Linked DNA regions of Homo sapiens: region 1 is linked to region 2. A link is a loop called in an ENCODE intact Hi-C map of the cell type or tissue named here. Cell type or tissue: PC-3. All regions are shown on one strand. Each heading gives the region's core, and the rest is flanking DNA. Links, peaks and the distances in the headings are about the cores only.

Region 1 (15,862 bases), core at 6,119-10,118, 55 kb after region 2:
ATCTCCGCTCACTGCAACCTCCGCCTCCCAGGTTCATGCCATTCTCCTGCCTCAGCCTCTCAAGTAGCTGGGACTACAGGCAACTGCCACCACGCCCGATTAATTTTTGTATTTTTAGTAGAGATGGGGTTTCACCGTGTTAGCCAGGATGGTCTCGATCTCCTGACCTCGTGATCCGCCTGCCTCGGCCTCCCAAAGTGCTGAGATTACAGGCGTGAGCCACTGCGCCCGGCTCAGTGTTTCTGATGTAACTACAATTTAAAGCTTTTTTGCAACACTTATTTGGTAAAAAGTTTATTCTATAGGATTTTGAGCAGTTTCTAACATTAATTTGTATAGTTGTTACCTAAAATAATGAATGATAAATAAGTTCTGCGTTTATGAAGAAATATCTTATTAGAGCCATGTATCAACATAACTATTTTGGTTTTTTAAAAAATTAACCAGCTCCCCTATTTATGTCTTAATGTAGCCTTTTGGTCACCTATTTCATTATCCCCCTTGGGATAAATAGAGAAAATTGACAGGGAAATGGTAATCTTCTACTTTCAGAATCTTTGATTTGACCAAGTTGTAATACTTATACTATTGGGCTAAATAAAAGGGTGTCTATTACCTAATATAGATTTTTGGAAGTGCATGTAGACAATTCTGGAAAATAGGGTATCTGTTTACAGGTGACTGGCAATTATTACAAATGAAAGGATGGGACTTTGTGTTTTGTTTTGGTTTTGGTTATTGCAGTGGCTGATGTTTTGGTACTCCAGAGTAGGTTAAGTATGCATTATATGGTTATGGCAGAGGTTTCTGATATGCTGTATTTGAGAAAACATATTTAAATATATGCAGATTTTAGTAATAGTTTTAATGGCAATACTCTTTGCAAACTCATTTGATTATATTTAAGGTAATCATTATTTTGCGAAACTGTATTGCTATCTGAATCTAGAACTCTATCTACATGATACTGTATGCTAAATTGTATATAGCAATATATTAAAATCAGTGCCTTATGGTGAATCCAAAGTGATTAAAAGGAAACACTGCTTTTCATTTATGAATGCATGTTTAAGAAAGAAAAATGTATTTCATTTTTAGATTATATAAATGGTGGTGAACTTTTTACTCATCTTTCTCAAAGAGAGCGTTTCACAGAGCATGAGGTGCAGATTTATGTTGGAGAGATTGTGCTTGCCCTCGAACATCTCCACAAGGTAAGACTCTTCATTTTTCAGGTTTCTTTTCTGAAGTCTGTTAACTAAGGTAATAATGGAGCTGGAAGAGCTAATGTTTTTACATGTTATTGTCTTAGTGGAGATTATGAAAGCATACTTATAGAACATTACCAATTTTCTCAATTTCATAATTCCGTTTGAAAAAATCTACTTTCCAATTGTACTTGCTATGATAGAGATTAAAAAGAACCTAAGCAGGTTTTGGCTTTTATCCTGAAAAATCCTAATGCTTATTTGTTACAAAGTATCATTATAATAAAAGCTTTTAATTGTTAAAATAACCAATAAAATGAAACCATCAGTCATAATATGTATTTCCTTCATTGTAATTTACTGCATTGCAGACTCTGCCTGTACATCTTCAGGGTGTATCCTGATGAGGTTGGAGAGTAAGAGTTATTTCCCACTCGCACTCTGGCTTTCTTTTCCATTTGTTTTGTCCCTGACACCGTCTCTTGCTCCCACTCCCTCTCTCCTCCATTGTCCCCAGGTAGGATGAACTCTTACTAAAAAACTTTAAATGGAATTCATGTCTGTGACCCTATGCAAACTGTAACAATCAGTTTAAACTGTAAGAAATGTTATTGCAGATAACCATTAATCTTGAGCCAAGAAATTTTCACTCGGTTTTTTGTTTTACTTAATGAGGAAACATTGTAGAAGCAGTCATTATGTAGACTGGGCTTGTGTTTTTCCTCAGAGACAGAAAGTACTCAAGTAATTTTTAAATTAGGACAATTCAGGTACATCATGAAGCCACCCTTCCTTGTCCTGTTATATTCAGGTCCTACACTAGTTTAAGATAGAGATTGAAATGCTGATTATGGAGCATAGAAAAGAAAGGAGAGAATTGAAGGGAAAAGGAAGGATGAAGGATGACATTTCTAAAGGGGCAGGCAGCAAGGTGGAGGTAACAGGTGGGTGAGGCCGTGAGAATAAATTATGGTAAGATGTAAGAAAAAAAGAGATCAGGAAAAGGGCAGATCCAGCCCAGAGGAGAAACCAGACCTGCCAGGTGAAGGGAGATGGTTCAAGGGTAGGAATCTTAGGGAGACTGAATGAAAAACGTGTGAGAACAAGCAGGGAAAGAAACCTTTGGTAATGGGGGGGTTGAGGGGCAGGGCTGCAGCACAATGGAGAGGAAGGGGAACGAGGTGCAGTCAAGTAGGCACTCAAACTGAGGTAGCAGAACAGACACTTGGACTTCTTTTCATGGAATTATTGATATGGTAACAAGCTTTAAGATGATTTTTGTGGGATATAAGATAGTTAAGACATTTTCATACAAGAAACTATTGGACCCAAGAATATGCTGCAAAGAAAGACCTTTGAAATTTATGATTTAGGGCAATTAGTTTATAATATAAAAATGATGGTAGAAATCATCATAAATATGAGTAAGAAACAAAATGAATAGCTCCAGTGAGTAAGCTAGGAAGTCCAGTGTAGTGGTGCAATCTTGGCTCACTGCAGCCTCCACCTTCCCAGGCTCAGGTGATCCTCTCGTGTCAATCTCCCGAGTAGCTGGGACCACAGGAACGTGCCACCACACCTGGCTAAGTTTTGTATTTTTTATAGAGATGAGGTTTTGCCATATTGCCTAGGTTGGTGTTGAACTAGACTCAAGCAATCTGCCCGCCTCAGCCTCCCAAATTACAGGCATGAGCCACTGTGCTTGTCCGAAAATCCGGTTTTTAATTTATGTGAAACTTGCTGATTGTCAAACACAGAAGTAAATAAAACAATGAATGTTGGATATAACTGCAATTGATATGGAATGAGAGTAATATAGTAAATGAACTCTTGGTTAACCTTCTCTTAATCTTACTACCCTAAAAAGATACAGATAAATATAACGCAAAGCCAGCAATGTTAATCTTGATAAAGCTACTAACATTGAGTTTCACAGGAAGAGGCAAAAATGGATGTTTACTTGCAAGTGATGAGGTGACGCAGATAGTAAATTATTTGTTTCTAAAATCTTTTCTAAAGAGGTTGTTTTTTAGGAAAAAGCATCTCCTGGTTGTTAGATGCATATAATGCTCCAAGTCAATGTCTGTTCAATATAAGCTCTAGACATTTTCCTTCCTGTCTGTCTTGTAGAACACTGGGGCTCTTAAAGGAAAATTGCCTAGTACTTTTGTGTTCTGTTGTGTTGTGTTGATACAGGGTCTTACTCTGTTGCCCAGGCTGGAGTGCAGTGGCACGATCACAGCTCACTGCAGCCTCAACCTGCTTGACTGAGGTGATCCTCCTACCTCAGCCTCCTGAGTAGCTGGGACAACAGGCATGCGCAACCACACCTGGCTAATTTTTGTATTTTTTGTAGAGACAGGGTTTTGCCATGTTGCCCAGGCTAGTTTCAAACTCCTGAGCTCAGATGATCCTCCCATCTTGGCTTCCCAAACTGCTGGAATTACAGGCATGGGCCACCCACACTTGTCCGTTTTTTATTCTGTTCTTTTAAAAAAAAAAAAAATAGAGACATTGGGTCTAAAAATAGACATATGGTCTCGCTCTGTTGCCCAGGCTGGAATGCTATCATAGGTTGCTGTGGCCCCAAACACCCTGAGCTCAAGTGATCCTCCTGCCTCAGCTTCCCGAGTAGCTCTAGGACTACATGTGTGCCACCACACCCAGCTAATTTTTTTTTTTTTTGAGATGGAGTTTTGCTCTTGTTGCCCAGGCTGGAGTGCAGTGGCACGATCTCAGCTCACCGTAACCTCCACCTCCCGGGTTCAAGTGATTCTCCTGCCTCAGCCTCCCGAGTAGCTGGGATTACAGGCATGTGCCACCACGCCCGGCTAATTTTGTATTTTTAGTAGAGTCGGGGTTTCTCCATGTTGGTCAGGCTGGTCTCGAACTCTTGACCTCAGGTGATCTGCCCACCTCGGCCTCCCAAAATGTTGGGATTACGGGCGTTAGCCACCACTCCTGGCCCAGCTAATTTTTAAAATTTTTTGTAGAGATGGGTCTCACTGTGTTGCCCAGGCTAGTCTTGAACTCCCAGATTCAAGTGACCCTCCTGCCTCAGCCTTCCAAAGTCTAGGGTTACAGACATGAGCCACTGTGCCTGGCCCCTAGTGTTTTTCTGTATGCAATTTTGATTTCCATTTTAAGAGATTATTAAGAACTTTCTCATATTCTTAGCATTGAGGAAAACAATATTTCTAAGTTTAGAAACATTTAATTCAGGCTGACATAACTGAAAACATGAAACAGAATTCATGCAGATCAAGCACCTCTTATATGAGTTGGATAGATTATTTGTTATATAGCTGAAGTGTTTTGCTATAGAACTTACAAAAAAGTAAGTTTTATAAATGCAAAGTAAAACAGAGGGATCTATAAATGTTACTTAATTGATTTTCTTTGCTTATTTAGAACTAAAGTTTGAGCCTAGTGCAGTGGCTCACACCTGTAATCCCAGCTACTCTGGAGGCTGAGGTGGGAGGATGGCTTTAGCCCAGAAGTTTGAAGTTGCAGTGAGCTAGGACCACGCCACTGCACTCCAGCCTGGGTGACAGAGTGAGACCCTATCTCAAAACAACAACAACAATAACAACAACAAAAAACAACTAAAGTTTGAGTAAAATTAACCTATGATCTTCAACCTTTATGTTTAAGAGCCTGTTAATCAACAATTCTTTATAAATTTCCTATTTTATACATGGTGTGCTGCACAAATACCTATAAATACATAAAAAGTGAAAAAAAGAGTTAGAGTATAGGTATATAAAGACAAGTAGGAAATAGCTAGAAAATATCAGTCATGTATAGGTAAGTACAATGTAAACATAGGTGTTGTAGGATGAAAAACAAGGAAATGACAGGGGATCTGGTTAGTCAGGAGAGTCTTCTGAAGCCGTTAGGAAGTGATGGACAAGAATTGGCTATGAAGGCACCTGAAGGTCATCTAGAGTGAGAGTGAACTAGGAAGAATAGAGACATGAAGAAGCACGAGTCAAGAGGGAGGCCCTAAAGAAGCTGACCCAACAAGGTAGACCCTGTGCACAAGGAGAACAAAGACGTGGTTGGAGAGGTCCAGAGAACGCAGCAGATAAAAGAATTTCCATTTTCCCTGACCAATCACCAAGAGCCATTACAGGATCCTGAGGAGGGAAATGCCTTAAAAAAAAAAATAAATAAATAAAGGTAGACGAGAAAGACTGCCCTAATTCATTTTTTTGTAAATTATTTTAAAATTTATATTTCTTTGTTTTTGCAGTTGGGGATTATATATCGTGATATTAAGCTTGAGAATATTCTACTTGATTCTAATGGCCATGTGGTGCTGACAGATTTTGGTCTGAGTAAGGAGTTTGTGGCTGATGAAGTGAGTATATTTTAATTTGAAGTTAGTAATAACAGCATGTAAACAAGGATGAAAACTTAGCCGTAGAATAAACATTTAGCAGAAAACTGCCCTGTGAATTCTGAACTTTTGTGCAGATTTGTCCATGGAAAATGTAGAGATTTTTAGTTTAAAATTCGTATGGAGCCGTCCTGTTAAAATTGCGGTAAACCTTGATGGGTATATCAGAATTCCTATTTATTTAAAAAAGAAAAAAGACACTATGCATTTAACTTTCCCCATAAAATATGTAAAATATAACTGAAAAATCAAATAACTCTTTTGGCCCTTCAGGAGAATTATGGCTTTGATAGTGGCCAATAAAGAATCATAAAGCAAAGTACATACAGTTTACATTGTGGTAACAAAGTAGGACATGCTATGAAGGCCCTTTGAATTCGCTTGACAAGAATGACAGAGATCTACTAGACCCAATTTTTAAATAATATTGCTGGTTTTTGCTCAACATGAATTAAAATATGGTGGCTAATGTGCAGATTTTACATTTGGAGAACTTTAATTTTCAGTATTAATTAGAATTTGTTTAATATTACAAATGCATTTAATGACACTTAAAATTGTACATCTATTAGTTGTAATTAAGTACTGTTTATGTAATGGTTGTAATAGAAGTTACATTTATTTCTGCACTACTAGTTATTCAAGATAACTAAGTAAATTTGAATGTTAGTTTCGTTTCTATCTAGGAAATTGTTGGTATAGAATATGAAATCATACTAAAATTTTTGTAGTGAAGGACTTTGTTGTTATAAAAGACATCATTCTTGGATTCCAAATTAGGTATATCTATTTCTGATTGGTTTTTGGAGTATATTGCTAAAGCAGTCCTAGGTGAGTGAGATAAGTGCTGAAATTATAAAAATTAAAGATCCTAATTTTTTAATCGCATCTATATTCATTCAGTTTACTTATAAAATAAATATTTATTTATCCCCTCTACTATGCTGGGTACTGGACAATACAATAATAAATGAAGTGAAAATGATCTCTGCCTTCATGAAGCTGAAGTTATTACAGTAAATTGATCATCTTTGATACAAATATCGTAGTTATAAAATAGATGAATTTTGAGTTTACTTCTAAATTTGATTTTTAAAACTTTTTATGCCTTTGTAAAAATTTTAGTGATGACTTCAGCAAATTGTAGCAGATTAAATCTGTTTACCGTTGCCTCCTTAATAAATCCCACAAGGATAAAAGGAAAGGGATAAGATAGACATGCACTCCAAAGGGAAAAGAGAAAATAGCAACTACATTTTAGAAGATGGATGACAGTAACATGGGAAGCCTAAAAGCAGGCTCTCTGTACTTCTGACCCCCTAAAAAGGTTCAATAACTGGAGACAGCAGGTATCCCTCGAAGTAGGCATGCAAGTGATGCAGGACCCAGGAGGATTGATTGAAAGTCTGTGTAAGAAACAGGTAACCCCCAGATCCTATCTCTGCCCCTGTTCACATAGGCAGCTGTGCCTTCCTCACCCTAAGGGAAGACTGACAAGGTCTGTGCATTCAGGGACAATGGGCACAGCTAAGGATGAGGATACCATACAGAAAATGACAGGTATGGTGAAAATGGACACACAGAACTGTGCAAACTCCCTCGGCGGCTTTCTAGCACTTCACTGAGCACAGTGGCTTCCCAGGCAGGAGTCTGGAGGAGTTTTCTCTGAGAAGCCAAGAACAAAATCTCCATAGATGTTGTCAGTAATTTTGCCACTGAACTGGCCCAGCCAAATCTCTCTACAGAGAAGCCTGGGGCTTGGCAATCCCACCCGGTGCCACAGAAGCATGTTTGTAATGATGCCACATTTAAAAAAAATAGTTTTGTGACTGTATTTTACTATAATTAATTTCCTCTATAATGCTATCTATTTTAAAATATTATTTTGAGAAGGGGTCCACAGGCTTCAACAGACTGCCAAAGGGGTCCTTGGTTTGTAAATGTGTAAAACTCCCCCTGCATAGAGAGATTTGATGATCACTTTTATTTGCTCATTCCATTGATATTTGTTGAGGGCCTTCTGTGTGCTAGATCAGCAGTCCCCAACTTTTTTGGCACTAGGGACTGGTTTCCTGAGAGACATTTTTCCCAAAGACGAGGGTCGGGGTATGGTTTTGGGATGATTCAAGCACATTACATTTATCATTAGATTCTCATAAGGAATGTGCAACCTAGATCCCTTGCATGCACACTTCACAATAGGGTTGGCACTCCTAGGAGAATCTAATGCCACCACTGATCTGACAGAAGGCAGAGCTCAGGTGGCAATGCTTGTCTGCTGCTCACCTCCTGCTGTGCGCCCTGGTTCCTAACAGGCCGCAGACCAGTACTTGTCCATGGCCTGGGGGTTAGGGGCCCATGTGCTAGATGGTAGGCTAGGTTCTGGTAGTACACTCATTAAAAGAATCACTTAATAATTCCTCTGTTTATAGGTGTGTGTGGCAGATCATTTGGCAATAGATAGAAACAGACTTTGGCCCTGGGGAACAGCAAAATGTTAGGACTCAAAACTAAACAAACAAATAAAAATCAAAGTTGACCAGAGTTGCTAGGTCTTAATACAGTAATAAGCATTAGTCAGAAATGCTGTGTGACTGAATCAGCCAGGTCACTCTTCACAAGAGGAGAGTTTGCTGCTAGTCGTGTCAACAGCCACCCTTCAAGGGGATGATGGAGATCCAGTCAAATACCATCATCTTTGAGCACTTAGTGGTCTGGGTGCAAAAATGAAATAGGAGAGTTCAAGCTGAAGTAGAGGAGTAATTAGTAGGCGCCCTTATTTACTGAATACAGCCTCACTCTAGGTTATGTTAATAGTTTAACATTACTATTAAGCTTTAAGGGTTGCATATCTCTTTGATCCTTAGACTGTCTGCTCATTCTTCCTGTTAGCCCTAGAGGACATACTATCATGCTTGGCTTCAGGTTTAACTCTCAGGGCTCAGGTAGGAATTTTCCTTTGCTGAGTCCTCTGAAACTTGATCTAATGGTTCTTTGCTCCTCTGATTCCACCCAGCACCTATTTAGGAAGTTTCTCTATCTAGACCCTTTCTTACCTTAAAAATATTCCCATGAAACCATTTCTATTTTGATTAGCTTGCATTCCTTTTTGGTTTCCATGTCAGCCCCAACTCATATCAAAATACCATATTTTTTGGAACAAGTTTCTTTCTGCTCCATCCCTAATCTGCCTCCTTGGTTTCCAGGTTAAATGTGTATCTTTATGGTATGGTTTGGCTGTGTCCCCACCCAAATCTCATCTTGAATTCCCACATGTTGTGGGAAGGACCTGGTGGGGAGTTAACTGAATCATGGGGGCAGGTTTTTCTCATGCTATTCTTGTGATAGTGAATAAGTCTCACGAGACCTAATGGTTTTAAAAACGGGAGTTTCCCTGCAACAAGTTCTCTCTCTCTTTGTCTCCTGCTATCCATGTAAGACATGACTTGCTCCTTCTTGCCTTCCACCATGATTGTGAGACCTCCCCCATCCACATGGAACTGTAAGTCCATTAAACCTCTTTCTTTTGTAAATTGCCTAGTCTTGGATATATCTTTATCAGCAGTATGAAAACAGACTAATACAGTAAATTGGTACCACGAGTGGGGTGCTGCTGAAAATGTGGAAGCGACTTTGGAACTGGGTAACAGGCAGAGGTTGGAACAGTTTGGAGGGCTCAGAAGAAGACAGGAAAATGTGATAAAGTTTGGACCTTCCTAGAGACTTGTTGAATGGCTTTGAGTAAAATGCTGATAATGATATGGACAATGAAATCCAGCCTGAGGTGGTCTCAGATGGAAATGAGGAACTTGGTGGGAAGTAGAACAAAGGTAACTCTTGTAATGTTTTAGCAAAGAGACTGGTGGCATTTTGCCCCTGCCCTAGAGATTTGTGGAACTTTGAACTTGAGAGAGGTGATTTAGGGTATCTGGCAGAAGAAATTACTAAGCAGCAAAGCATTTAAGAGATGACTTGGGTGCTATTAAAGGTATTCAGTTTTAAAAGAGAAACAGAGCATAAAAGTTCGGAAAATTTGCAGCCTGACAATGCACTAGAAAAGAAAATCTTGTTTTCTGAAGAGAAATTCAAGCCAGCTGCAGAAATTTGCATAAGTAAGAAGGAGCTGGATGTTAATCACTATAACAAGTGGGGAAAATGGCTCAGGGCATGCCAGAGACCTTTATGGCAGCCCCTCCCATCATAGGCCTGGAGGTTTAGGAGGAAAAAATGGTTTTCTGGGCCGGGCACAGGGCCTCTCTGCTGTGTGCAGTCTAGGGACTTGGTGCCCTGCTTCCCAGCTGCTACAGCCATGACTAAAAGGAGCCAAGGTACAGCTCAGGCTGTTGCTTCAGAGGATGGAAGCCTCAAGCCTTGGCAGCTTCCATGTGGTAGTGAGCCTGTGGGTACACAGAAGTCAAGAATTGAGGTTTGGGAACCTCCGCCTAGATTTCAAAGGATGTGTGGAAACACCTGGATGCCCAGGCAGACGTTTGCTGCAGGAATGGGGCCCTCACGGAGAACCTCTGCTAGGGCAGTGCAGAAGGGAAATGTGACGTCGGATCCCCTACACAGAGTTCCTACTGGGGCACTGCCTAGTGGAGCTGTGAGAAGAGGGCCACTGTCCTTTAAACCTCAGAATGGTAGATCCACCAACAGCTCGCACCGTGCACCTGGAAAAGCCACAGACACTCAACACCAGTCTGTGAAAGCAGCCAGGAGGGGGACTGTACCCTGCAAAGCCACAGGGGCGGAGCTGCCCAAGGCTATGGGAGCCTACCTCTTGCATCAGCGTGACCTGGATGTGAGACATGGAGTCAAAGGAGATCATTTTGGAGCTTTAAGATTTGACTGCCCCGCTGGATTTTGGACTTGCATGGGACCTGTAGTCCCTTTGTTTTGGCCAGTTTCTCCCATTTGGAGTGGCTGTATTTAACCAATGCCTGTACTCCTGTTGTGTCTAAGAAGTAACTAACTTGCTTTTGATTTTAGAGGCTCATAGGTGGAAGAGACTTGCCTTGTCTCAGATGAGACTTTGGAATATGGACTTTTGAGTTAATGCTGAAATGAGTTAAGACTTTGTGGGACTGATGGGAAGGCATGATTGGCTTTGAAATGTGAGGACATGCCAGGGGTGGAATGATATGGTTTGGCTGTGTCCCCACCCAAATCTCATCTTGAATTCCCGCATGTTGTGGGAGGGACCTGGTGGGAGGTAATTGAATCATGGGGGCAAGTTTTTCCCATGCTGTTCTCATGATAATGAGTAAGTCTTGCAAGATCTGACTGTTTAAAAAACGGGAGTTTTCCTGCACAAGTTCTCTCTCTCTTTATCTGCTTCCATCCATGTAATATGTGACTTGTTCCTCCTTTCCTTCCACCATGATTGCAAGACCTCCCCAGCCACGTGGAACTGTGAGCCCATTAAACCTCTTTCTTTTGTGAATTTCCCAGTCTCGGATATGTATTTATCAGCAGTGTGAGAATGGACTGATACACTCTGCCTGCCTTCTCTTCTCTTTAACCTCTTCCTCTTTGACCATTTCTGTCACTGTTTAAGTAGACATAGTCTTTCCATCTTAAAATTTTAAAAATGGGGAGATGAATGGACTGATAAATAAAAAGGAAAAAAAATCTCAGAATACCATATTCCCGCCTAGCTATTGTCTCATTGTTCTCCTTTGTCAGTATTTGTCTCTACTTACTCACATGTCCCTTACTCCCTTATCAATTCCAATTCTGCTTGTACCTCCTTGCCCCCCTACCCCGCCACCATCTGCTGAGGCTGTTCTTGCCAATGTTACCATTGACGTGCATATTAATACTTTTTAGTTACTTTATTTGACTGCCTGGTAGTACTGAACTTGAAATCACCTCTCAGCTTGGCTCTGTGACACAACACCCACCTGACTTTCCTTCTCTCTCTCACTGCCTTTTGTTGGCTCTTCCTCTTCTACCTGAGGGTTCCCCTCAGCTCAGTCCTAGGTACTCTTCTTTTTTTTATGCTGTACTCTTCTTACATGCTGCTCATTCCCAGCCTTCTCTTGGCCAACCTTCTCTTCTGGGCTCAAGACCCAAATATGTGAATGTTTTATCTCCACTTGACACTTTCACAGGCTCCTCAAACTGAACATTTTCAAAACAGAAGTAATCTTCCACCAAAATCTGCCTTTCTGTCAGTATATCACAATTTTATATTATAAATTCTGGCCTCATTTGGTCTGGGAAATATATTTAATCTTCAGGAATTTACTTTTTATGTATGTTTGATGTTTCTGCTCATGATATTATACTTATCTCTGTATATATATTAATTTAGTAATTCAAAAAATCTTGGAGTACTTACCATTGCCAGGTATTGCACTAGACCCTACAAATATAATGGTGAACATAACAAATTCCTTACCCTCCTGAGCCTGTATTCTAGAGATATTTGTCAAATATTCATATAATTATTTCTGGGTTTTTTGTTTTTGTATTTTTTTTTTAAAAGATGGGGTCTTGGTCTGTCACCCAGCGTGGCAAGATCGGCTCACTGCAACTTCTGCCTCCTGGGGTCAAGCCATCCTCCCACCTCAGACTCCCAAGTAGCTGGGACTCCAGGCACATGCCACTATGCCCGGCTAATTTTTGTATTTTTTGCAGAGACTAGGTTTCACCATGTTGCCCAGGTTGGTCTTGGACTGATCTCAAAAAATCCACCTGCCTTGCTCTCCCAAAGTGCTGGGATTATAGGCATGAGCCACCAGGCCCAGCCCATATAATTATTTCTGGATAATGGTTTGCAGCCTAGACTACATACAGGTTAAAGTAAATTTATTTTAGAAACTTTAAAAATATTTTATGATAATAAAAATTTGCTACTTTTACTGTTCTGTTCTCAACCAGAAAATTCGATCAAGCTCTTGAGATTCTGAAAAATAACAAAACATCTCTAATTTTCAGGCTAATATATATCTTCCATAGAATTTTTTTGGTAGTACAGTTTTACAAACATTTGTTGAGTTCTTACTTCAAGTCAGAGAATCTGGTAGTTATTGGATATTTGATTTTAATGTTGACAACTTTAAAGACAGTTAAAAAAAGTGTTGGTAAAGTGATGATAGCTTCAAAATTGTGTCTGTTCATATTTATAAGCAAATAATGTCAAAAAGGACACGTGTTTATGCTTAAATATGGTATATGCATTCTGTTTTTATAATTTAACAGTGAGTGCTTGAAAATTTTCAAAACAGATCATTAACACGAATCCCCAGGTAGATAAATACAACTTTAAGGTTCAGAAGAAAAATAATATGTTGGCTGAACAGTACAGAGTATCTGTACTTAAAGGGAAAAGCCTATGGATTTATGACTGTTTCTCTCTTTCCAGAAGTAGAAAAATCTAACCTTGCTCAATTCAGATAATGTTATTTATTGATTAATTCTTTGGACAATGTAAGAGGCATTTTAGTTAGGGGGATCTTTTTCTGGTTCTCTATTTCTTAGCTTTAGGACATGAGGCAAGTCACTTCGTCATTAACCTCTCTGAGTCTTAATTTCATCATCTGTAAAATAATATTTATCATACCTAATTTATAGAATTATCATACAGACACAATGAATTAATGCTTGTGAAAGTACTTTCTAAAGTATAAAGCACTATATCCGTTCTATTTCTGAGAAGTACTGTTTACATTTCAGATTACTGTGAGCAAAATTAAAATATACCATTGAGAATTTAAAATTATTCTCTTTATTTTCTTTTTTGTAGTTTTAAATTACATCTTTCTCTAATAAATGCCTAGCTAATAGTGCCACTTTCAAGTTTCTGCTGTTATAATGTACGTATCTCAAGATGTGTAGGTAAGGGTCGGGCTCCATAAAGAGCGTGTTTGCATTGAGAATCAGATAACCTAACCCTAAACCAGCTTTTTAGTTACCTCTGTCTCCCTTCCTAATTGATTTGTACTGACATGTAGTCATGATTTTTTTTATTTGCATGTGTCCTGAAAATCTATTAGGTCTCTGATAATAAGCTCTATCAGTCATTTGCCAAAATCAGTGACTCTAGGATAATTTAGTTATTTTAAGGTAAACATTGAGTTGGAGGTGTTGGGAAAATAGGAGACCTAGAAACCAAAGTGTTACCCTGTTGCCCCAGTTCTTCCTTTCTTAAAACACTATTACACAATATTCAGATGCCAACACATTAGCTTGAGCCGTTCATTAGTGAGATTTTTTTCCCCCAGATATCTGAGCAGACCTTTGATTCCCCTCCAAAGGTTGGGGGGTAAATAGGGATTGCCTGCCAGCTGTCTGCTTCACAGATCCCTTTATAATTATTCTTATGGCAGAAATTTTTGGATCTACTAAAGTTTATTCATAATACGATTTTTTTTAAGGTAGATTCAGTGTGAGTAACAACACAGAACAAGCAGGGACAACTTTTGAAATGAGATTATTTTCACAGAAACTTCCAAGTATATATTTCATTTGTTCAAATAATGTTAAATATGTGTTTTTAAATTTACTTGATAACTATATTTAGCAGTCACAGTTTATTTTTATCTATTTTCTAAGAAAGAAAGGAAAATGATTCAGAACTATGCTGAGTGTCAGGGACTTTAAAGTCCATAAGGGCAAAAGATATCCTAGAATAATAAGAATTCATAAATGTGAATAATAAATGTTTATATTTTCCAAATTTCTCTTTAAATTTTTATGCTATAAAGCACAATAAAAATAGAAAATAATATAACTGAGTTTATGTGCCCACTCTTCACATTTTCAGTTATGAAAATTTTATAATTTTTTCCATTAATTCAGTGAATATTCATTGAATGTCTCCTGTGATCCAGGCACTGTTCTATCTCAGTGTTGAGATCTTGCAATGAATGAGCAAAATGGACACAAATTCTTCCTTTACACGGGGAGGCAGACAATAAGAAATAAGTATTTCTGTAGTATGTTAGATAGCAATAAGTTGCAAGAAGACAAGTATAGTAGGGAACAGGAATAGGGAATAGGGTGAGAAGAGGCTACACTTTGAAATCAAGTGGTCAGGAAAGGCTTCACCAAGGTGATAGTGCAGTAGAGACATGAAGGAAGTGAGAGAGTCAGCCATGTAGATATCTCAGGAAGGAGATTTCTAGGTAGAGGGATCAGCCAATATTAAGGCCCTTTAAGGTGGGGTTATGGAATGAGTGAGGGTTAGAGGCCGTTGTGGGCATACAGAATGAGTGAGAGTTACAGTAGTAGGAAAGAAGGACATGGAGGTGATCATATGGAAGAAGGATTGTACAGATTACTCAGGGCATTGAAGATCATTGTAAGGACTATGGCTTCTTCCCTGCACAAAATGGGGAGCCACTGGGGAGTTTTGAGTAGAAGAGTAGTGATCTCCTATTTTGGAAGAATAATTCTGGTTGATAACTGTGATAATCCTGTAGTGGGACAAGTGTGGAAACATGAGGTCCAGATAGAAAACTGTTGAAGTAATCCCAGCAAGAGATGGAACTGGCCTAGACTATGGAGTAGCAGATTTTAGGACTATTTTGACATTAGATCTAATGGAATTTTTTGATGAGTTAGATGTGGGGTATGAGAATTCAGAAGAAATCTAGTGTGGCCCCAAGGTTTTTGGCCAGAACAGCTGGAAGGATGAAATTTCCATCAACTAATATGGGGTAGGCTGCTGATGGGGAGCTATCTGGGGTTACAAGAGGAGAAGTTCAGCTGGACAGGTTAAGTTTGAGACATTTATTAGACACACAGCAGAGATGTTAAGCAGTGAGCTATATGAGTCTGGAATTTGGGAGAGAAGTCTGGTCTGGATCTATGAATTTGGAATTTGGAAAACAAGGTGGATTGTCTCAGAAGACAAGTGAAAAAATGTTTCAAGGTTGAAAATGATTAACTGTGTCAAATGCTATTGTTAGGTTAAATAAGATGGGGACTGAAGATTGAGCATTGATTGGCTCAGTTTTAACCTTAGGAAAGAGAATAGCAGTAGCCTTATTGTCTTCCACATATGTAGACAACTTGGGGTTTTCTGTTAAAAGGAATAGTGAAATTCTGTGAAGAGCATAGCAGAGGATGAAGTGAGGATGAAAAGAGGGTTTTTTCCCCTAAGATGGGAGAAATTACAGATGTCATACACTAGTTAGAATAGTCCTCAAAAGGAAGTGGGGTAGATACACTGATATCTACCACCCAAACCCAGATATCTATCTCCTATAATAATACAGCAGGTAAAGTGGGAAATTGCTGGAAC
Region 2 (15,862 bases), core at 6,139-10,138:
CTGGGGATAGGAGGTTGGAGAAGACTTGAGCTCCTGTAGCAGCCAAAGTGTTAATTTATGTCAGAAACAAAATAATAGAGGTAGTAGATTATGAACAAAAACAGCCCTTCACAGATCATCTGAACAACCTTTGTGAATGACTAGGGTTTCCTGGGTACTATACTTTGTAAAAGAAAGTGTAATTAATTTATAACCTCTTTTAATTTCCTATGAAAGTTAATTCTGTGTATCAAAAAATAATTCCTTATCTTCTTAGTGTAGCAGCAAATATAGATAAGTAATATATAAATATAAAGCAAATATAAATATAGATATAATCTAGTATATGAACAATGCTTTTGGAAAGCTGGGCTTGTACATATCTCAGTAAATAAAAAAGGATTCCTAATAGTAAGAACCAGGAGTAATTATTTTTGACACATGACTCTTTAATAATCTCTTAAGCTTTTTTACATAATAAAATAATAGAATTTAACATTAGAAGAGAGCCAAATCATTGTTTCAAAAGTGGTTGTCTCTTATGAGTTTGGCTTTTTATAAAATCTACTTGACATATTAAAGATAAGCCATCGTTTATTTTAGAATACTACCTATGTTTTTGATATTCATTTTAGATCTATACTGATGTCAATGTGAACTCTAGGCTGGGCCATGTACATTGACTTGTTCTTACTATAAAATTATACATTGATAGTAAAACTCTTAAAAATAGAAAATAGAATGGTGGTTCCCAGGGCTGAGAGAAGAGGGAAGAGGGCAATTGTTGTTCAATGGATATAGTTTATTTTGCAGGATGAAAAGGTTCTAAAGATCTGTTGCATAACAACGTACATATGGTTAACAATACTGTATACTTAAAAATGGTTAAGGTGGTAAATTTTATGTTATGTGTTTTTGACCACAATTTTTAAAAATTTTAAATTATGAGTTTAGTTAAACTTTGGAAAGACATTGAAATTATTTATGCCCCAAAGCTTTTCATTCTAAAAGTTGTTAGTTGAGTTTTATTTTCTTAAAGTTGTAGTCCCAAAGCATTAATTTATTTACAAACACTTATACTGCTTATTGGCACACAGCAAGCACCATATAAATTTGATTCATTTAATCCTCATTAAATTCTATGTAGTGGGTATTATTTTGTTTTCTGTCATTTTATAATGGCCATTTTCTAATATACAGAGAATTTGAAAGAATTGTATGTTGAATACCCTTATACTCACTACCTAAATTCTGCAATTAATATTTTGTTGTATTTGCTTTTGACGTATGTGTTCATAGCTATATTTATTTATAAATTTATCTTATTTTAAAAAATGCATTTCAAAGTAAATCACAGATATCAGTATGCTTTGAGGATAGGTGTTTTTATGCCCATTTTACATTATTGGGAACTGAGACACAGACAAGTAATTTGTCAAGGTCACACAGCTTTTAAGTGGCATAATTAGGATTTGGATCAAGCCTTTCTTAACCACTTCTACAGAGTACTAGTTCACATAATGTTAATAGATACTACCTTAAAAAGTAATTTTGTGGTTAAATCCACAAATGTAGTATCTTTGTCTTGATCTACATGCATATTTTCATAATACAGGATCTGTAAGGTTCAGCAGTAAAGAAATCGTTTAACTTTGTTTAAGCCAACCATTTCCACATTTATTCTACCAAAGCACTCTGCTCCCCACATCTCCCCCTAACAGAACACCTATTATAGGATAGGACTAGAATTCAATGGAATATGTTATGGAAAATGCTAATTTATAAGAGATCCTAATTTTATTTATTCAAGACAATATATCTTTGAAGAGTTTATATTTTTAAACATAGTCCTAGAATTTTAGAGCTGACAGGGATCCTAGAGTTCATTGAGACCAACACTTTCATTTCAGAGATGTAGTAATGGAGACATAGAGTATTGAAGTGACGAATGCATACTATATCGTGTCCAGGTATTTAGTGGCAGAAATGGAACTAGAACTTACCCTAGAACCTGGGGATGGCATTTAATAGATACTCAGTAAATGTTTGTCGAATCATAAATACATCTTCTCAATCCATCCAGTTTTTTCCCCACTATGTATCTATCTACATATTAGAATTTTTATTTATTTTTGGAGTATATTGGTCAGTAGAGAGTCTAATAAACACTTTAATTTATGTTAATATTTGGTACAAATGATATATATAGTTCCTAAATTCCAAAAAAAGTTTTATTGTAATGCATAACATACAGAAATTTATGCAAAATATGCTATACTGTTTAACAAATAATTATAAAGCAAACCCTGGTTAATCACTCAAGTCAAGAAATAGAGCGTCGCTGGTACACAAGAATCCCCCAGGAGCCTCCTTCTATTGCTGACCCTCTTGTTTTTTTTTTCCTCTTTTTTTCTTTTAGCTAATTTGACAGGACATGCTGAGAAGGTGGGAATAGAAAATTTTGAGCTCCTGAAGGTCCTAGGAACTGGAGGTAAGTCTTAAGTTAATTATATTTAAGGAAAAAAAAAAGTACTTATTATTCCTATGATGAAGGATTGATATCCCCAATACAGAAATTAAAATTTAAAAAGCATGAGGAATCCATTAGGAGAACTGTCAAAGAACATGAACAGACCATTCATAGAAGCACAAAAGGCAAAAATAAAAAGAATTGGCAAGGATTTAGGGAAACCAATCCCTTTTACCCTGCTGTTGGGAATGTAAATTAGTTCAGCCTTTACACAGGACACAATATTTTATTTTATTTTATTTTTTTTGAGACGGAGTCTAGCTCTGTCGCCCAGGCTGGAGTGTGGTGGCGTGATCTCAGCTCACTGCAACCTCTGCTTCCTGGGTTCAAGCGATTCTCCTGCCTCAGCCTCCTGAGTAGCTGGGATTACAGGCGCCTTCTACCACGCCCAGCTAATTTTGTATTTTTAGTAGAGACGGGGTTTCACCATGTTGTTCGAGGCCAGGTTGGTCTCGAACTCCTGACCTCAAGTAATCCGCCCTCTTCTGCCTCCCAGAGGGCTGGGATTATAGGCATGAGCCACTGCGCCCAGCCAGGACACAATATTTTAAAAAATCACTAACATTGATAGAGTGCTTGTTAGATGCCAAGTACTCTGTGGAGGGCTTTGTATTGATTGTCTTATTCAATCTTTGTTCAACTCAGTTGATACTCAATGAACGTAATTTGTAATAATGAAAAACCCAGGACTGTTTAGAAACCCAACAATAGGGCTTTGGTTAAATGGAACATGGATCTCTATGTTCTATAATGTATATAATAGATTAAAATGATCTACTTTTATTTAATATTTTGGAAAGCTCTCCAAAATAAGTTTTTAAAAAGCTACAGAAGAGAATGTACAATATACAAAACATTATATGAATAAATATAAATATCTACATGTGTATATGGATATGGAAAATATCTGCGTGTATATTTGTATGCAGAAAAATCTCTAGGTGCCCGGGCGTGGTGGCTTATGCCACCACAGCACTTTGGGAGGCACTTTGGGAGGCCAAGATGGGAGAAGCCCTTGAGGCCAGGAGTTCAAGACCAGCTTGGGAAACATAGTGAGACCTCATCTCAACAAAAAATAAAGAAAATTCTCCGGGATGTACATGGTTATATACACTAAAATCTTAGTGGTAGCGGGATTTTACATGATCTTGGTTTTCTGCTTTGTAACTTTCCTTTGCCTTCTGAATTTTTGCTACCACCGCTTTCGCTGCTCAGAAATCAGGGCTGACTTAAGGGGGATGTGACCTATGCAGTTGTAGAGATCCCTGCATGTAGAAGAGCCCCATGTTTGGTGTAATGCTCTGCTGTCACTGTTCTGAAATTATTAGTAATTCATGAACAAGGCACCCGCATTTTCATTTTACACTAGGCCTTGCCATTTATGCAGCTTCTTGTCATGTGTATGTTTCCTACTCAGTTCTCTCCCTGTCCTGGACTGTGTTGCTCTGCAGCCACCGCTGCTGTGAGAACTGGCTTCTGTCATTTTTCTCCCATCAGGTCAAGATACAAAGGAGGCCTTTAACTCTTCCCCTCCCCCTCCTCCTCCCCATTCTCAGCAGGCCTAGATCTCTTTTCCTGGAAGACCAGGGAGAGCATCAGAGGACAGACCATTTTTCTTCCCCGCTGCAGTTTAGCGTCACACTCTCAGGGACCTGAGTGTTCTAGCGCCTGACAGGATGGATTACACCTGTCCATATAAGGGTATCTGCCCATCCCTTCCAAAATGCCAAACATTATAGCAAGAAAGAAAGCCTTTCTCTTGGGGCCTCTGTAATCAATACCAGCCACTTCCCTAGCTTCATGTCTGTTTGTTTTTTTGTTTTTTGTTTTTTTGTTTTTTTGAGATGAAGCCTAGCTGTGTCGCCCAGGCTGGAGTGTAGTGACTCGATCTTGGCTCACTGCAACTTCTGCCTCCTGGGTTCAAGTGATTCTTCTGCCTCAGCCTCCTGAGTAGCTGGAATTATAGACATGCACCACCATGCCCAGCTAATTCGGGTTTCACCGTTTTGACTAGGCTGGTCTTGAACTCCTGACCTCGTGATCCACCCTCCTCAGCCTCCCAAAGTGCTGGTATTACAGACGTGAGCCATCACGCCCGGCCTGCCTCATGTCTAAGTTCGCTTATGTAAGCTGTCTTTAGGTCATTTAGTAATGAGCCTTCATGTCTACGGCCCTGCTGTATGAGGTCTTTATAACCTCCCTGAGTAGTTTAGCATGCCATATAGGCCCAATCTTTACAGCTACCAGTGAATAAGCAAAATGAATAGTTTATTCCCATCAACTAAGCATGTTATTGTCAGAAATTTAGTGTAACTGTCAACTTGGAGATGTTATTGTACATTTCCACCTTCAAATAATTTGTTCAAATGTATTTTTTAAAAATCCAAGCTCTACCCCACTGTATTCCTAAGAAATCATGCTTTCAAAATATCAAAATAATACCCTTTATTCCTACCTTTGTTTCCTGTTTCAAAGGCAATATCTACTCAAAGGGGAAAGAGGATCACAGTTCTGTGGTGACTCAGTTCCCTTAAAAATAGTGCTTTGTGACATCTGGTCAAAAGTTCTTAAGGTTGATATATATTATAGATTGTTTTTATAATAGCTGTTTTATCTGCATGTTTTTATCTGTTTTGTCTGTATGTGGCTTTCTTGGTAACAACTTTATTGAGATATAACTCACGTACCATATTGTTCCATCATTTAAAGTGTGCAATTCAGTGGTTTTAGTATATTCACAAAGTTGTGCAGCAATTTTATAACAGTCAGTTTTATAACATTTTCCTTACTTCAGAAAGAAACCCTGAACCCTTTAGCTATTAATGCCCAAGCAAGCTCACCATCCTCCCCAGTCCTAAACAACCACTAACTGACTTTTTTATCTATATATTTGCCTCTTCTAGGCATTTCATATAAAGGTAAACATACAAATGTGTAGTCCCTGGTGACCAGCTTCTTTCACTTAACATAATGTTTTCTAGGTTCATTCATATTGTAGTACACATCACTACTTCATACTTTTTTTTTTTTTTTTTTTTTTTCAGACAGAGTCTCGCTGTGCCACCCAGGTTGGAGTGCAGTGGCGCAATCTCACAGCAACCTCCACCTCCCTGGTTCAAGTAATTCCCCTGCCTCAGCCTCCGGAGTAGCTGAGATTACAGGCGCACACCACCACGCTCGGCTAATTTTTTTGTATTTTTAATAGAGACGGGGTTTCACTATGTTGGCCAGATTGGTCTCGAACTCCTGACCTCAGGCGATCTGCCCGCCTTGGCCTCCCAAAGTGCTGGAATTACAGGCGTGAGCCACCCTGCCTGGCCAGTACTTCATACTTTTTATGACTTACTGTTTCATTGTACAGATATACCACATTTTGTTTCTCTGTTCATCAGGAGATGGGCATTTGGGTTGTTTCCATCTTTTGGCTGTTATAAATAATGCTGCTTTGGAGACTAGCCTGGGCAAAATAGTGAGACTCCCCATCTTGCCAAAATTAAAAAATTGGTTGGGCATGGTGTGATATGTGCCTGTATTCCTAGCTACTTGGGAGGCTGAGGTGGGAGGATTGCTTGAACAGGAGTTTGAGGCTGCAGTATGCCATGATTGTGCCACTGTACTCCACCCTAGGCAACAGAGCAAGACCGTCTCTCTAAAAGATAAACAAATACATGAATATAATGCTGCTATGAACATTCATGTACAAGTTTTTGTATGAACATATGTTTTTTTCATTTTCAGGTACTTTATAAAAAGTCATGCACACTTTTAAATATTTTGAATACAAGGTTCTATAAATTCTCTCAAGTTCTGTTTAAAGTAATCTTTGAAGTGAGAATGATCTTCTTCCTTTTTTACTACAGGTCAGGTTAAATAATTTTAAAACAGGAAGAAATCTGAATGGTCGTCTTCCTTTTTTACTACAGGTTAGGTTAAACAATTTTAAAACAGGAAGAAGTCTGTGATAGAAAAATATTATATGCTTATACTTTAATCATAATCTATATTGCCTGAAGAGTTCATAGTGTCTTGGCATGTTTCTTGCCATCTGCCATTTATTTAGATGGCAGAATTCCATCTAACTCATCTATAATTCAGTAATGTAAAATTGCCAGAAAAATAGGGTTTGGGTAAACAAATTTTCTTAGTGGGTTAACTTATGCATAGCAGTTTCTCAAATATTTTTGAATGAATGGATGAGTATACTTATTCCATATAATAAGGGATCTCTATAAAGATCCTTGAAAATTTGAAAACAAATTGCTATTCTTATTTGCAATGTTTACCTGACTTTCCATGCTTTAGAGATTCTTTTTTCATATTAAAGTTTTAGAAATGTCAGTTTTTATGTTTTTTATCAAAAGCAAAACGTAGTAAAAATATTAGTACAATTGATCAAATGAAACTACTGTTTATATACTTTTGATTAACCCAATTATTATTTATTTTATTTTAAAAATAGATTTATAGCTGTTTTTAAAAGAAAACGTTATCTCTGAGATGATGTTTTATTCTAGATATGGTCAAAGCTAAACAACTTTAATCTGTAATAACAGATAACTTCTCTATAGCAAAATAGACATAGCATCTACAGAACTTTCAAGGACACTATTAAAATGTAATATTAATGATTAATTTCACCATTGAATTTTATAGTACATAACAAGAACCATGAGACTAATCCTATTCATTGATCTGTTAATTTAATGCATGCAGGCCTGGTGCAATGGCTTATGCCTGTAATCTCAGCACTTTGAGAGGCTGAGGTGGGAGGATCAGTTGAGCCCAGGAGTTCAAGACTAGCCTGGGCAACATAGCGAGACTTCATCTCTACTGAAAAAAAAAACAAAAAAAAAAACAAAAAAAACAAATTAGCCTGGGCTGTTGTGACACTCGCTTATAGTCCCAGCTACTAGGGATGCTGAGGTAGGAATATCTCTTGAGTCTGGAAGGTTGAGGCTACAGTGAGCCATGATTGTGCCATTGCTCTCCAGCCTGGGAGATAGAGCGAGACCCTGTCTCACTATAGTTTTGAACTTCTGGGCTCAAGCAGTCCTTTCACTTCCACCTCGTGAGTAGCTGAGACTGCAACCATGTGCCAACACACTCAGCTTGCTTGCTTATTTACTTATTTAGTAGAGACAGGGTCTCGTTATGTTGCCCAGGCTGGCTTCAAACTCCTGGGCCCAAGTAATCCTCCTGCCTTGGCTTCCCAAAGTGCTGGGATTACAGGCATGAGTCACTGCATGTAGCCACAATCATTATTAAACCTCTAAAGTGCTAGATAAGGAATTTTCCTTACTCTTGCCAGGTATCTATGCAGTTGAGTAGTCTTTCTATCAACTGCTTAGATTACCTGGCAAAAGTAAGGAAAATTCTTAAGCTTGAAAAAATAAAATGGGAGCAGGAATTTAGAGAAGCAAATAAGCTGCCTGAGGGCAGAAGTTATGCTGGAGAAATCCACCAGTGAATTCCGAGCTAGTTCTTTGGGTTTACCATTTTCATACTTCATATATAGGAGACAGCTTCTAAGGCACTCAAGCGGTAGAGAAGGCTACTGCTCAGTAAAACAGTAAATGAGAAAATAAAAATCTAGCCTGCAAAGGGAGATAGAGGGGAAACTTTTCTGGCTTAGCATTGGCTTCGGGTGAAGGAAACAAATAAGCAGTAAAAGCCTTCCGTGAGTCATAACCTTAAACCAAACATCATACAGGTTTGCAACTTCAGTTTGTTATCCACTTATGTGATTTAAAAAAAGAAAAATCCTGGCCAGGCACGGTGGCTCGTGCTTGTAATCACAGCACTTTGGGAGGCTGAGGCCAGCATGGGAACACCCCATCTCTACTAAAAATACAAAAATTAGCCAGGCGTTGTGGCGGGCACCTGTAATCCCACCTACTGTGGAGGCCAAGGCAGGGAGAATTGCTTGAATCTGGGAGGTGGAGGTTGCAGTGAGCCACTGCACAGAGCAAGACTCCGTCTTATATTAAAAACAAAACAAAACAAAAAACCACACACAAGCAAGTATGAATTTAGTTTATTCTACTTATGAATTGGTAGTGTTCCCAACAGCACTAGCAAAGCAAATGTAAATCTTCTCTGGAGGATTTACTTAGATCTTAAGGAAATAGCAAAGAAAGTTTTACAGACATGATTTTACTATCAAAAATTACAAACACCAGCCGTGTGCGGTGGCTCACGCCTGTAATCCCAGCACTTTGGGAGGCCGAGGCAGGCGGATCATGAGGTCAGGAGATCGAGACCATCCTGGCTAACACGGTTAAACCCCGTCTCTACTAAAAACAAAAAAAAATTAGCCGGGCATGGTGGCGGGCACCTGTACTCCCAGCTAGTTGGGAGGCTGAGACAGGAGAATGGCATGAACCCAGCAGGCGGAGCTTGCAGTGAGCTGAGATCACACCACTGCACTCCAGCCTGGGCGACAGAGTGAGACTCAGTCTCAAAAAAAAAAAAAAAAAAAAAAAAAAAATCACAAACATCCAAGAAGCAAAGCACTATGAGTGAAAGAAGTGGAAACAACAAATAATAGAATTAGACCTAAAGAGACTGTTGGAATTATTAGATATAAAATATAAATGTGTATGTTTTTAATTAAGAAGAGATTTGATTGTAATATTACGGAATAATACATGCTAAAAAAATGACCAGACAGATTGGAGAAAGAACCAGTAGTCCTTCTAGGAGTGAAAAAAAAACAATTCAAAGTATAAACTTAATGGATGCTTTACTGGTAGATGAGATATAGCTAAAGAGAAAATTATTGTGGATTGGAAGATAGATTTGAAGAAAATATGCAGAATATAGAATGGAGAAAAAAGAGATAGCATATGAGAGGACTATTAAGATATAGAGGATAGGCCGGGTGTGGTGGCTCACAGCTGTAATCCCAGCACTTTGGGAAGCTGAGGTGGGAGAATCCCCATCTGTCTGGGCAACATAGTGAGACCCTGCCTCTAGAAAAACAAACTAACTTAGCTGGGCATGGTGGTGCATGCATGACTGTAGTCCTAGCCATTCAGGAGGCTGAGGTGAGAGGGTTGTCTGAGCCTGGGAGGTTAAGGCCACGGTGAGTTATGATCACATCACTACACTCCAGCCTGGGTTGTCTCAAAAAAAAAAAAATAGAGAATAGATAGAGAAGATACAACATTTTTCTAATCAGACTTTCAGAAGGAGCTTATAGAATGAGTAGAGGCACTGTTCAAAGAAATAATAGCTGGGAGTTTACAGGATTAAACGTGAATTTGCAGAGAGCAAATACAAGTACTTGCATACAAGTATAAAGAAATTCTTATGTAGATACATCAGAGAGAAACTGATGAACATGAGACAGAGAAATACCTGAAAAGCAGTCAAAGAGAAAAGACTTATTTATAAAGGAACAACAATTAGTTTAACAGTGGACTTTACAACAGCAACCCTGGAAGCCATGTAAAGTGGAATAATATCTTCAAAATGCCCAGAGAAAATAACTGTTAATCTACACTTGTATACTCAGCAAAACTGTTTTCCCTAAGTGTGGCAAAAAGACACTTGTTGTTGTTGTTGTTCTTTTTGAGACGGAGTCTTGCTCTGTCTTGTTGTTTTTTTTGAGACGGAGTCTTGCTCTGTCACCCAGGCTGGAGTGCAGTGGCACGATCTTAGCTCACTGTAACCTCCGCCTCCTGGGTTCAAGTGATTCTCCTGCCTCAGCCCCCTGAGTAGCTGGGACTACAGGCTCATGCCACCATGGCTGGCTAATTTTTGTATTTTTAGTAGAGATGGGGTTTCACCATATTAGCCAGGCCGATCTCGAACTCCTGACCTCATGATCTGCCCACCTCGGCCTCCCAAAGTGTTGGGATTACAGGTGTGAGCCACCACGCCCAGCCAACATTTTCAAACATACAAAAGCTGAGTGAGTTTTCTACCAATAGGTCCCCTATGAGAATTTTAAAAGAAGTAGTTTTAGGAAGAAGGAAAATAATCCCTGGAGAATTTTCCGAGATGCAAAAAGAATTACTGAACAAACAGTCTAAAGCATACTGACTGTGTAAAGCTCTCGTCACGATGTCTCATTTGTGGAGTTGAAAAAAGAAAACTGAAAAATTGGACAAAATAGCATTTAATTTGGGAGGTGACAGGAGTTAGTTTCCTGAAGTAATGTTCCTCAAAGTTTAACATGCACAGTAATCTTGAAATGTGTAAATTACCAAACTGATTGAAAAAAGGTGTGAGAAACCTACATAGTCCTATAACTGTTAAAGAGATTGGTCAGTAAGCAAAAATCCTCTTGCTGGGAAGACACTCAGTACAGTTTTAAGAATGAGTTCTGCCACACATTCAAGGCATAGATAATTCTGATCTTCCACAAACTCTTTCAGAAAACAGGAAAAGGGGGATTATTTCCTCCAACTCATTGTATGAGTCCAGTGTAACCTTGATTCCAAAAAACACACTAGGACAGTATAAAGAAGGCAGATTATCAGCCCATTTTATATATGTGAAATTTTTAATATCAAATTTATATAGTCAAACCTTGTGTGTATTTTCTTTCAACACATTGAATACTTTGACTCATTATCTATTATACATCTGCACTGAGTAGTTTGGTTACAGGCCTTGAAGACAATTCTGTAAAGGTAAGGAAACAGTTTACCTGTAATGTTTTACCTTTGTATTTCCATTTTGTGTGTGTGCACTGTTTTATAATGGATCAGTTGTCAGCCATGGAGACTGCTTTTCCTTTTTGCCAGCTGACAGTGTAGTCTCTTATGAGAAGATGGGATAACTAAGAAATGTCATTGTAAGTATATCTGCCTTTAAAAAATCACAGTTTTGATGACTAAATGGAGTAGGTGGAAGCTTTTATAATGAATATAATAAAATCTCAATTTTTATTCAAAAATTTTACCACTAATCTTTCAGTTTCATTACCTTTTTAAGATAAATTTTTTTCAGCACTACTTAGAATAATAGGAAAGACTCATCAGATGTCTTCATGTGTCATGTAAGGTTTTCTTTGGAAATGAAACTGAAAACTCTTCTGATGAATTAATTTCTATATATTTAAACTAGAAAAAAATGCTATTCATCAAATATCTTGAAGACTGTGGAATATTTGAATATCAAAGATTTACTTTTTGACACTTAAATACATCTAATATGCATAAAACTCTTTTTTACTCAGATTGACTTGCTTCTCTTGAACTATCTGGTTTCCTTTGGCCTATCACTAACCTTGATCAGTTTTCTGAGCTAGAAACTTTTAAATAATTTTGGATTCTTTTTGGATTCTTCTCTATCTATTTTGACCTCTTTATCTCTCTTCTTTTTTTTTTTTTTTTTTTGAGATGGAGTCTCACTCTGTCACCCAGGCTGAAGTTCAGTGGTGTGATCTCAGCTCACTGCAACCTCTGCCTCCCAAGTTCAAGCTATTTTCCTGCCTCAGCCTCCCGAGTAACTGGGATTACAAATGTGCACCACCATGCCCGGATAATTTTTGTATTTTTAGTAGAGACAGGGTTTCACCATGTTAGCCAGGCTGGTCTCAAACTCCTGACCTCAAGTGACCCACCTGCCTCGGCCTTCCAAAGTGTTGGGATTACAGGTATCAGCTGCTGCGCCCAGCCCAGCCTCTTTACTTCTATTTTCTCACAAAGTCCTATAATTTTCCCCTTAAAGTGATCCTTGGATTTACCTTTTCTGGGCCTAAGAACGGAAAGTGCCATCACTCATTTTACCTTATGCATGGATTCTTTCAAGGGGTGTCTTAACCTGTCTGCCTTTCTGTAGGCTCTCTTCCATTTGTGCATTTTAATATCATATGCTGTTATACGTAATATACAGTCTTGCTAAAATACAACATTTTCGTGCAGTTTTTCTATTTAAGAACATATACTGCATTTTTTCCCATTTAACTATTCAAGCCCAAATTCTTGCCTTGCTTTCAGTTTCCCCTGTCTTTTTTCGCCCAGCTTACCCTGATATTCTGCCTACTTTCTATTTTTTTCCCCAACTTTTATTTTAGGTTTGGGGGTACATGTTCAGGTTTGTTACCTGAATAAATTGCCTGTCGCTGGTGTTTGGTGTAAAAATGATTTTGTCACCTAGGTAGTGAGCATAGTACCCTATATGTAGTTTTTCAACCATCACCCTTCTCCTACCCTCTCCCCTCAAGTAGGCCCTAGTATCTATTCTTTCCATTTTTATTTCCATGTGTACTCAATATTTAGCTCCCACTTATAAGTGAGATCATTTTCTTTTCCTACATCAGTTTGCTTAGGAAAATGGTCTCCAGCTGTATCCGTGTTGCTGCAAAGGACATGATTTCATTTTTTAAAATGGCTGCATAGTATTCTGTGGTGTACATGTACCATATTTTCTTTATCCAGTCCACCATTGATGGGCGTCTAGGTTGATTCCATGTCTTTGCTATTTTGAATAGTGCTGCAGTGAACATGCAATGAACATATGAGTACATATGTCTTTTTGGTAGAATGATTTATATTCCTTTGTGTATATACCCAGTAATGGGATTTCTGGGTTGAGTGGTATTTCTGTTTTAAGTTCTTTGAAAAATTTCAACTGCTTTCCACAGTGGCTGATGTAATTTACATTCCCACTAGCAGTGTATAAACATTTTGTTTTCTCCACAACCTCACCAGTATCTGTTATTTTTTGGCTTTTGAATAATAGCCCTTCTGACTGGTGTGAGATGGTATCTCATTGTGGTTTTTATTTGCGTTTCTCTGATGATTAGTGATGTTGAACATTTTTTCATATGCTTGTTGGCAATGTGTATGTTTTCTTTTGAGAAGGATCTATTCATATCCTTTGCCCATTTTTTAATGGGATCGTTTGTTTTTTGCTTGTTGATTTGTCCGCCTACTTTCTAGTCCACTTTATTTTCCTTCACTTGCCTACAATTATGTGTACTTTTCCACCCTCTGATGCCCTGCCTTATCTTGTCCCCCCATTGGTAGTGCTCATCTTTTTTTCCACCTGTCCAAATCCTGCCCAAATTGCTTTATTCTCTGAATTGTTGCACTGAGAGCCCTCCATAGAGAGCATAGCACTGACTTGTTCTCTGAATTTTCCTTCACATCTGCAATCTTTCCTCTGGATTGTAAGCTCTTACGATCATCCCTGTATATTTTTCCAACCCTGTTGCCCTGTCCCCCTACCTGCCCATAATCCAGCATTGTGTGAAGTATAATAATAGTCTATCAAGTATGTCATTTATGCTGTTGTCTTTAGCATTATTCTTCAGATTGATACCCAAAAGCCCAGGAAATATCTTTGGCTCATCTTTTAGAATTTGTTTGATGATGAAATTTTGGGTTATTTTGGGGAATAATGATTATATTTTTATTTCTTTTTTAATCTCTCTGCTGCCTTCCTTTTGACCATTTTGCCTTCTTTGAGATATCTGTCCAAGTATGGGAGAAGAAAATGTTTAAATGTACCTGTGGGTGTGCATTATCAGTAATTCTAATAATGAAGTGCAGCATGAAGGTCTCAGCTAAAGACTTTAGTATTCTCTGAATTTTCTTTTTTTATCATAAATGGTCATGTACTTTGAAGAGCTGATGTCTTGTCTTACCATGACAAAAAGGAAAAAAGAAAAATTTTGCCATGTAAGAGTAAAGGATGCAGCCAAGTTGATTCACTCTTCTGGTTTTGGTGCTTTCACACGGTTGTAGAGTACTTGAGTATCGAGGATGACGTAGAAGACTCAAGTTTGCATCTTGACACTCTTGTTGTTTACTTGAGTTTCTTGAGTTAATCATATGAACTCTGTGAGCCCAAGTCCCTTTGGCATAAGTTATTATAATAATACCTATCTCACAATGTTGTTATAAGTTTAATGAGATAATGGATATGAATTGCCAATTACTAGATAACCATGGGTTATGGTTATTGAACAGGGAACTCCATTGTAAAGCTGTAACCTAAATTGAAAAAACAAAATTATTTAGGACTTACTCATAAGAAGAGATTATTTATTTATTATTTTATATAGTCACTTACTTTATTAGCATCTCTGGGAGTAATTTCAACTAAAGTGATATTTTTAATAAAAATTTAACAAGTGAGAAAATACCTCATAAATGAGATGTTGCTAATTGCAATTTTGTTAGCATTTACAAGAAGTTGATTTGTATGTTACCTTAAGCATAACATGTCAAATGGAAAGATTATATTTCTTTGTTATTTATTTATTTATTTATTTTTTTGAGATGGAGTCTTGCTCTGTTGCACAGACTGGAGTGCAGTGGCATGATCTCAGCTCACTGCAACCTCCGCCTCCCGGATTCAAGCAATGCTCCTGCCTCAGCCTCCTGAGTAGCTAGGATTACAGACGCCCGCCACCATGCCTGGCTAATTTTTGTATTTTTAGTAGAGACGGCGTTTCACCAAGTTGGCCAGGCTGGTCTCACCTGACCTCAGGTGATGCACCCGCCTCGGCCTCCCAAAGTGCTGGGATTACAGGTGTGAGCCACCATGCCCAGCCTCTTATTTGTATCAAACAAATGTATTCAAGCATCTTAGATTCTGAACCATCTTAGTGTAGTATAGGTTAACATTCCTCTCCTAAGATATACATGATATGAGTAATAAAATGTTTTGATTGCCTGACACATAATAAATGCTATGTAAGTTTTAGCTATTTTGTTTTTCAGTTTTAGCTATTATTGGGGAAGCTGAAAGGGAATGTAGTTCAGCTTCTAAAAGAGCTGATGTAATACATTACCAAGCTTTCAGCTTAGCTTTATACATAAGTGAATGTCATTTCTTAATGAGTATTTTTTGTAAAGCCTAAAATGTGTCCTGCAGTAAATAGAGAAATAACAACCACCAAAGGTCTTCCTGGTTTCAGGCCTTGCTGATGCATTTATTTCCATTCTAGAGCCAGAATGATTTTTCTGATGGGCAAATTTGATTATGTCGCTTCTCAATTTAAAACCTTTCAGTTCATTCCCGTTGGTCTTGGGATTCATTCATTCATTTGTATTTACCAAGAGGCAGACACTGTTCTGGGTGCTGGAGATAAGAGTAGTGAGTATTAAGTATGTATATGTTATACACACACACACACCATACAACATAGAACCTTGTAAATGGAATAGTATGGAGCTGGTCTTCATGTAATGCAGAGTTATTTGTGAGTTTATGAAACCTTGGAGTGAGTGCTGGCAAAGTATAGAAATTCAGAGGGCCTTGCTTATGATAGTGTCTAATGAGCAGTAACCATTTGTGTCTACCTTGGTCCCTGGTGTCCTCTTTAAGAAGTTCACTTTTTCCTTATGTGGATATCCTTTGTTGTTGTTGTTGTTGTTGTTGTTGTGGCTG

What was found. Peaks named below come from ENCODE experiments on the same cell type or tissue, not always from the same donor. Only the 100,000 strongest peaks of a DNase experiment are listed, where the experiment ranks them.
Region 1: a loop joins it to region 2, with 2.9 times the contacts of the local background. A loop is called at or near these places in 1 of 110 quality-filtered maps.

Annotation. Positions count from the first base shown.
Region 1 is chr14:90,932,787-90,948,648 of GRCh38, reverse strand. It overlaps RPS6KA5 (ribosomal protein S6 kinase A5), which reads left to right. Exons shown (of 17, transcript NM_004755.4): 4 at 1,099-1,214; 5 at 5,464-5,571. Among named protein-coding and RNA genes, the nearest start is that of LINC02321, 110 kb to the right of the region's middle. In PC-3, for the core only: no CTCF peak of the experiment used is centred there; no DNase peak of the experiment used is centred there; H3K27ac peaks cover 365 bases.
Region 2 is chr14:90,987,696-91,003,557 of GRCh38, reverse strand. It overlaps RPS6KA5 (ribosomal protein S6 kinase A5), which reads left to right. Exons shown (of 17, transcript NM_004755.4): 2 at 2,399-2,470. Among named protein-coding and RNA genes, the nearest start is that of RPS6KA5, 65 kb to the left of the region's middle. In PC-3, for the core only: no CTCF peak of the experiment used is centred there; no DNase peak of the experiment used is centred there; H3K4me3 peaks cover 927 bases; H3K27ac peaks cover 806 bases.